Linked DNA regions of Homo sapiens: all the other regions are linked to region 3. The links are chromatin contacts, found by Hi-C in ENCODE. All regions are on one chromosome and are shown on one strand. Each heading gives the region's core, a stretch centred on a gene start or an enhancer-like site at or near the end of the contact. The rest is flanking DNA. Distances are from core to core; before and after follow the strand shown.

What was found. Hi-C counts contacts between places; a loop is a spot of excess contacts on that map. Pooled maps may share reads with other maps.
Region 1: a map with no recorded cell type shows a loop between it and region 3 (6-fold over the local background). The contact joins two enhancer-like sites. A Hi-C loop is called at or near these places in 1 of 37 single-sample maps with no recorded cell type and 2 of 50 pooled maps.
Region 2: a pooled map shows a loop between it and region 3 (6-fold over the local background). The contact joins two enhancer-like sites. A Hi-C loop is called at or near these places in 3 of 50 pooled maps.

Annotation. Positions count from the first base shown.
Region 1 is chr12:89,861,475-89,864,257 of GRCh38, reverse strand. No RefSeq gene overlaps it. Among named protein-coding and RNA genes, the nearest start is that of LINC02399, 85 kb to the left of the region's middle. Within about 2 kb of position 1,322, at least 17 of the 41 ENCODE cell types and tissues checked have a DNase peak (open chromatin) inside an H3K27ac peak, as active enhancers do.
Region 2 is chr12:94,816,815-94,819,610 of GRCh38, reverse strand. No RefSeq gene overlaps it. Among named protein-coding and RNA genes, the nearest start is that of MIR492, 16 kb to the left of the region's middle. RefSeq lists an enhancer at 1,051-1,570. Within about 2 kb of position 1,415, at least 3 of the 41 ENCODE cell types and tissues checked have a DNase peak (open chromatin) inside an H3K27ac peak, as active enhancers do.
Region 3 is chr12:92,538,767-92,541,591 of GRCh38, reverse strand. No RefSeq gene overlaps it. Among named protein-coding and RNA genes, the nearest start is that of LINC02397, 74 kb to the right of the region's middle. RefSeq lists an enhancer at 2,444-2,493. Within about 2 kb of position 1,456, at least 19 of the 41 ENCODE cell types and tissues checked have a DNase peak (open chromatin) inside an H3K27ac peak, as active enhancers do.

The DNA.
Region 1 (2,783 bases), core at 73-2,572, 2.7 Mb after region 3:
TGGCCATGGTGAGCACCACAAATGCAAAGGGAGTGGAAACACACACTCTCTTTTGATTCAGCTTAAATTTCAGCCTGAACTTAAGTAGCATCATTGCTGACACAACACATTAATAACAAAAGGAGAGCTTCCTGTTCTTCTTTTTACAAAGCTTTGTAACCTTGGTTTCTGGGTCTCCTTGTTTTGGAAAAAGAAAAACAAAATCACTTCCTGATGACTTTTCTGCTGAAGAGAAATCTGACTAAAAAATAATTAAGAAAATAAACACACTTTACATAAAGATATGTGATACTTTTTTATTGTTTTTACTTCATCTTAAAATCTGACCACACATTATTGTTTTTCTCTCTGTAAGTATGCACAAGAAAAAAAACTAAAACACACCGCTTTCTGGGTGCTGCTAATAGGTGTTCAGTATCACAAAGATCGAACAAACCACATAATTGTGACAATTACTATGGCAACTAACAAAATTTTCAAATCAAAATACCCACTCTCAACGCCGCCCACACAGAGCTTTTAGAGCTAGCATCCACTTCCACTTCAATGTACAGTGTGCAAATTTGGAAGGCCCTGCCATCTTGTAACCACAGTGAAGAAAACTGCCTACGTTAACTCTGCTACTTTATTTTCAGTTGACTGTTTCGTATGTCAGACAGCATCTCTTGCAGCACTCCATTCAAAAATGGAGACCAAAGAGTCGGCTGCCCAGTCTGTAGAAAACTGCACATAGAGCCTGAAGCAGACATGGTACTAAATTAGCAATACCATCCATATGTTTTCTCCTCTGGGCATTCAGAGTCACGAAAATAAGTTCTCCAAAAATAACTCTTCTATCACATAGTGTATCTTCTTTCCTCTCATGAATCAGATCGTCATTTTAGTCTGTCTGATTTAATTTTCTAAAACCAACTCCCTCATATCTGAGAGAGCCTTTCCTCAAATAAATGCCACACAGGAAAGCTGATATGTAATAAAATTGTAAATGGATCTGTTTAAATTTGGTTGGAATGTTCTGTTTTGTTTTGAGAGACAACAGAACTTTAGGAATCTTTCAGCTCACCGTCATGTGCTGATGAGGAAAGCCTCAGGATAGAGACCAAGGCCTCTTGGAAAAAGCTGAAAAGATAGGGAAAGCGTAAAGAACAATCCATGTCTTGCCAACACAGCCTCCTAATTGGGGAAAAAGAAGTCACTGGACAGAATCCTGCTCTGCTCAGCAAACATCACTGTGTCACTTTCTCTTCCTGCTTCTGCTTCGGCAGAAACAGGAACTCTTAAGGCAAGAAAGCCAGAGGAAGTGACCTGCATTTTCTTGGCGGGACAGACACACAAGCAAATTGAGGTTTCCTCTGCTAGGGCACATGAAGTTAGGTGAATCCACTGTTGAGTTGGAAATTGTCCTAACTGGCAGCAAAGACATCATTGTAATAATAACAATTAACAACCCGACACTCACTGGTGCTTACAATGTACCAGCCATTGTTAAAAGTGCTTTACAGAGACAAATTCATTTAATCCTTATGTTCAGTGTAGCCCTGTCATCCCATTTTACAGATAAGAAAACTAAGGCACAGAGTGTTAAGCAACCAGCGAGGTATAGAGTGGAGCCAGTATTTAAATTCAAACAGCCTGTTACAGACTATTAAACCTGAGAAGTTTTTAGGTGTCTGGAAAAGTGTACAATGTTTTATCTTGAAATTTGTTGGCTTTCAAAATCTGTACACACACACACACACACACACACACACCCCAAAAAATTGCAATGTGATGTTTGATGTGACCAGTGTTTAATGAGAAAATATTTCTATATTTGCAGAAAACGTAACTTGTGTATGCCTCAGACTAGGACATAAGAACTACCCACCCCCTACACCCCAACCAGCCTATGGCAGAACAACTGTGTGGCTAGAGCTGCATTTTAAAAAGTGAGTAAACCTAAAGTTGTTGAGAAAGGAACATGCAGTAAACAATGGCAAAATACAATCAACTCGATTATTTGTGATTTATAACTGGGAGCACAGGTCATTCAAACAGCTACTTGAGTCAATAATTCCAACTTTCTGCCCATGAAAACTTTTTGTATTCATTTTCTTTTACTGCTGGAACAGATTGCTACAAACTTTGTAGCATAAAATAACACAAATTGAGTATCCTATAGTTCACTAGGTCAGCAATCTAGCATGGGTCTCATCAAGAGGCTGTAGGCTGCATTTCTTCCTGAAGATTCTAGGGGAGAATTCATTTCCTGCTCATTTGGGTTATTTGCAGCTTACTTCTTTGTAGAGGTAGGCCTGAAGTCCCTGTCTTCTTGCTTCCTGTAAACTGAGGCTCATTCCCAGCTTCTAGAGGCTGCTACCACTTTGCTTGGCAAGTAGACTTCTTGCTCCATCTTCAAATCCAGCAATGTCAGGTTGATTCCCTCAAATCTCTCCACCTTCTTCTTCCGTCTCATCTCTCTGACCCAACTGAGAAATGCTCTTTCCTTTTAAGAGATCATGTGATTACATTGGTCCCACACCATTAATCCAAGATACTCTCCTGATCTTCAAGTATACTCCTTTAATCACTGTACATCTGCAAAGTTCCTTTGCCATGTAAGGTGACATGTTCACAGTCCTACACAGTTGCACATACTCATGTCTCCAGAGATTAGGACATGCATATCTTTGGGGTATCATTATTCTGACTCCACACTTGTGAATAAGAAGCCAATTCAAAGATTTTCTTTCTCTTTTTCTCTTTAGCAGCTTTATGGAGGTATAATTGATTTAAAGTTGATC
Region 2 (2,796 bases), core at 166-2,665, 2.3 Mb before region 3:
TCAGGGACTGTGGGTATGTATAGGGTCAACATTCTCTCCCATCTGCTTTTAAGTAAGTGCTGACTTTGCCAGGCCAGGTGAATGAGCCTACAGTCATTTTAAGGTGGAAATAATTGGTTAGTTTAGACTATTTCAGCATTTCCAACACCTAGATTCTAGTAGATATTCCTTGAAAAAGGTGTTAGCAGTGGTGAGTCCATACAGGTCTGCAGCAACCTCAATTCTTCCCTCTTCAGAAGAAAATATTTGACACAGAGACCAAGGCAAGTTTTAGAGGAATGAAAGTTTATTCAAAAGCTTTACAGCAGGAATGAAAGGAAGTGAACTTGGAAGAGGGCCAAGGGGGTGACTGGAGAGATCAAGTGCATGGATTCCCCATTGACTTGGGATTTTATATGTTGTCATATTTCCAGGAGCTTGTGTCCCTTGTCTCCTGATTCTTCCCTTGGGTGGGCTCTCCGCATCCGCAGTGGCTGCCAGCACTTAGGAGTGATGCATGCACGGTATGTTTACTGGAGTTGTACGCATGCTCACTCGAGGCATTCTTCTCTTACCAGTTGAATGTTCCTAGAAGGTCATATACCAGTTAAACTTTGCCATTTTGCCTCTTTTTTGCTTGAGCCCACTGGCCCAACTCCTGAGATCTTATCAGGAAACTGCTGATTCCCAGCTTCAGGTGTTTCTATCTATTGGGAGACTGCCTTTCTCTGGTGCTGGCTGTGACCAATTATTATTTTATTTTATTTTATTCTTTTATTTAGATTCTCGCTCTGTAGCCTAGGCTGGAGTGCAGTGGTGCGATCTCGGCTCACTGCAACCTCCGCCTCCCAGGTTCAAGCGATTCTCCTGCCTCAGGCTCCCGGGGAAGCTGGGATTACAGGTGCCCGCAACCATGCCCTGCCAATTTTTGTATTTTTATTAGAGATGGGGTTTCACTGTGTTGGCCAAGCTGGTCTCAAACTCCAGACCTCAAGAGATCCGCCTGCCTCAGCCTCCCAAAGTGCTGGGATTACAGGTGTGAGCCACCGTGCCCGGCCCAATTATTATTTTAGAGAGACAGTTAACAACTGCCTGACCTCAGTGGTTGCCTGACACTCCTGGAGTGGGGCAGGGGAGCCCTCTTCTGCCCTGCTCAGGTCTAACTAGCTACCTACTATCACAAAAGGAGTCTGGTTAAAAAGGTATTGTGGCAAAAGGGAGTATAGTATGGGTTCCCCAACCTTACTTGGCCGCAACACCTTTGTGTGGCTGAGCATCTTGGGATCAGCAGCCTGCAGGACACTGGAAATTGCTGGACTGAAGGTCAGTGATCTGAGAGACAGGAAAGTACCCGCAGCGAGACAGTGCGAAGAGAGCAATTTTAGAAATACTTCTGCTTTTGTTTCTCAGTTTTTGTTTCTCGGTGCTTATTTTTAACCTAAGTAGTAGTCATTTGAAGCTCTCAGAAGCTCATGGGCTCTTATCAGATGAAAGTACCCCAGACCTTGCAGGATTAGGAACATCATCTGGCCTGAACAGAAGGTAAAATTGCTGTCTGATTTTCTTTTTAGAGAAACCTGTTAGTGAAGCTGGCGATTCAGTTCTTTCTGGTATACATTTAGGACCTGTTAAATATATATTCTGCCTCAAGGGGAAATCATATTCTAAAAAGTAAACAATTCATAGGCAATTCTTGTACCTTGAGAATCCATTAATGGCTTTCAGAAGGCAAATTTTGTTGTCAAGGGGACAGGTTATATGGGCAACTTGCTTCTATTAATACTTTTCTGGGCAGATTAACTAAATGAACTAATATTTAACTTGGTCTAATAGAATGTTAGCCAGAACAGTGCCTGGTAACAACAACAATAATACTAGCTAACATTTCTTAAGTGGTCACTATGTCCCATAACTATTATACATGTGTTAACTAATTTAATCCTCACAAAAATGCAATGAGGTAGCTGTTATTTTTACTCCCACTTTATAAATGAGAAAATATAGTAATATAGCATATTTTACATATATACAGTAATATTGTAGCAGGACGAGCTGCAGACAAAACCCCTCAGACACCGAGTTAAGGAAGGGCTTTATTCGGCTGGGAGCGTCGGCAAGACTCACGTCTCCAACAACTGAGCTCCCCAAGTGAGCAATTCCTGTCCCTTTTAAGGGCTTACAACTCTAAGGGGGTCCGCGTGAGAGGATCGTGATCGATTGAGCAAGCTGGGAGTACGTGACTGGGGGCTGCATGCACTGGTAATCAGAACGGAACAGGACAGGGATTTTCACAATGCTTTTCCATATAATGTCTGGAATCTATAGATGACATAACCGCTTAGGTTAGGGGTCGATCTTTAACTACCAGGCCCAGGGCTCAGCGCTGGGCTGTCTGCCTGTGGATTTCATTTCTGCCTTTTAGTTTTTACTTCTTTATTTGGAGGCAGAAATTGGGTGTAAGACAATATGAGGGGTGGTCTCCTCCCTTAATATAGCATAATAGTGAGGCTAGAACCAGTGATTGGCTCTGTATTCATAAGAGTGAGTAACAAAGCAAAGCAGATTTTACAGTAAGTTCTTTCTTTTTTTTTTTTTTTTTTTTTTTTTTTTGAGACAGTCTCGCTCTGTGATCCAAGCTGGAGTGCAGTGGTGCGATCTAGGCTCATGGCCCGCCTCCCAGGTTCAAGCAATTCTTGTGCCTCAGCCTCCTAAGTAGGTGGGGTTCCAGGCCCCAGCCACCACACCCGGCTAATCTTTGTATTTTTAGCAGAGATGGGTTTTCACTATGTTGGCCAGGCTGGTCTTGAACTCCTGGCC
Region 3 (2,825 bases), core at 207-2,706:
GAGGCCTGGCTCACCAGACTACATATCATGAGTGAGCACTTGGAAGTTCTAATCTGAGTGATACGGATGACATGTTCTCTGTGCCTTTGAATATCTAGTTTCTCATCTATAACACGATCTTTGAAGCTATACAAGGAGAGAATCAATATCACCTGATCACCATCTTTCGCCCTTTGAAAGGCATAAAATTCTAAGTAAGAATACTACACATCATGCTGTGTATTTTACTGCATGCATGCTAAGCCTTTACCAAACATTTTTAAAGGAAAAGAAGAATAAATTAGGATAGGAGCATTCAAAGGAACCCATAAGATGTCCCCTTAAAGAAAGGATTTATGGATAAGGAAACAAAAGCCCAGGTGGCCGATGTGATATACTTGTGGTCACACAGAGGAGGAAGTCTCCTGAAGCAAACTCAAGGGCGCTTTGTACATCATACTAATCCTACTTGTTGATTTATAAAAGTATTAGCTTCTTTATTTTCTCCTTAATTAGGACAGAGAGTAATTATCATTATTGGGTCCAGAAAGAATTATGCCAATGTTCCAAGATTGTGCATGGAACATTTGTTATGCAAACTGCTGCCCTTCACACATAGAGAGTCCCCATAGGCTATGTCCTCCTCCCTGGGGCTGCCAATGTGTCTAAATTGCTGGGAGCATCTCCCCCAGGCTTATGAACATGAGCTGCTCCTTTGATGGGATTTTGATGGCCATGAAATATCATTTAGGAGAGGGGTTAATGCCTTTTTTGTTGTTGATCTTTCACCTTCAGGGAGCATGAGCCTCTGAGAGATCTGCTTTCACGCCATATTCACAGAAAGGTTTTGCTCAGCCTGAGCCAGGCGGTTGCTGACTGCCAGGGCCAGCGTGTGCCGACTGCTGCTGTGTTTCCCAGCGCTGCCAGCAGGATCTTATTCTTTGTATCTGCACCTCCCAAACAATTCTTCCGGGGCAGCTTTGTCTGTGCCCCTCTGCTGGGCTGAAGGGCTGGTGCTTAGGGATGCATGCATCCCGCCCTTTGCCCTCATGTCTGAGCTGTTCGAATCTGATTTCCAGGGCAATTGCAGTTTGGCGGCTCCCCGGGGCATCCTCTTGAGTGGCTGCTCTGCTGTTACTGTTTGGGAGGCCTCGGAAACTCCCTTGGGTAGTTTGTCAGATGGTCTGATGAGAATAGCAGGAGCCTGTTTTCCATAGTCAGATTGTCATTTTCATCATCATTTTTGTTGTTGAGTTTCCCTTTTTAAAAAATAAAATCATAAAACAGACATACTCTTTTCTAAACAAGTGTAGACTTTTACCATGAGGGTTGGAAGGGGCCTCACTGAGTAAATACCTCTTCTCTCACCCTCGTGTGATGGCTTCTTTGTTTTGAACTTGGGTGTGCCCAAGTGGTTTTACAACCTCCCTTGGGTATCAACAGTCCTTATCCTCTCACCATCTGATCTCTCTTCCTGCTTCTGGTCCTCAGAGGGTGGTCAGACAGTGCTCCCAAGAATGGGTTGAGGTTCTGAAGGTATGTGGGCACCTAAAGATCCTAAGCTGTCAAAATGACTGCTGTCCAGGAGAAACTGACCAGACCTAAGGTTCAATCTGGGGAAACTTGACGCAATAACAATTAGCAAGTACTAGGCATTTTGCTGTGTATCAGGCCTGGAGATCAGCAGTTTACGTGAGTGATTTTCACACATTCCAAGAAATAGTTTCTTCCATTATTTCCACTTTACAGGTGAGAATATTGAGGCTCTGAAAGGCTAAATGACTTGGCTGAAGCCACATACTTAGTGGCAGAGTCAGAATTCAGTCTCTAAGGCTTTTGAATTCCAGAACTCATACTTTTAGCCATGATGGTATACAGATTTAGTTCTGGGGTCTGGAGACCATTGACAGTCTTGGAAATAAACTGTGTCTCAATATAAATAAAGGACAGATATGGTTGTGTTCAGTTCTTGGACACATTCCTTCGAACTCCAAAGGACAAGAGGTTAACCTCATGACTTTGATAGAAAACAGAAGACAGGTTGTGAGGTTTCTTGGGTAATTCTGGGTATTTGGACACCTGTTCAGTTATTCTTGGATTCTGTGATGGGGGGTGGGGGGAATATGGGGAGGCTGAGGTCATTATTGCAAAAACCATTTCCTGAGCGCTTGACTTCAGGAAATGCTGTAGCATTAAAAATACCCATTGTGTGGGAGTGATAGAAGCATGACTCACGTTTAGCAATTGTGTCCATAGGTCACAAAGGATTTGGGGAACACAGGAGATATTCACACAAGACTGTGTCTGTGGGTGGTTCATTAAGAAATTTTTAGTAGGTTGAGAAGCATGGTCGCATTTCAAAAGGAGTGACATTTAAGATTCTCCATGGAAGCTATGAGACTTGGCTCATCATTCATACATTGATTAACAAATGTCAATTGTCCGCCTACTAAGTGCAGGTCCTTGTACTGGGTGCTTTGGGATTTTGCAAGAGGAATAAAGCGTGGCTCTTGCCCTTTAGTGCAGTGTTTATGAAGTGGTGACAATGAAATAGGCTGCTTTTAAAATTTCCCCTTTTTTCCCCCTTGACACTTTGACAAAAGGAAGACTATCCCTTAAAGAAAGACATTTTGTTTTATTTTCCAGGACAAATACTATCAAAAAATCAGGTTTGTTAACTCTCAGGCCTTGTGCCTAGGAAAATATGATTATCAGGATAAAAGATTCAGGGGCATGTCCTGGCTTAGGTACCTTTTGTTCACTGTAGGGTAGAGTACAGTGAACAGTGAATACAGGGTAGAGGGAATAGGAATTTTTTTTTGTTTGTTTTGAGATGGAGTCTTGCT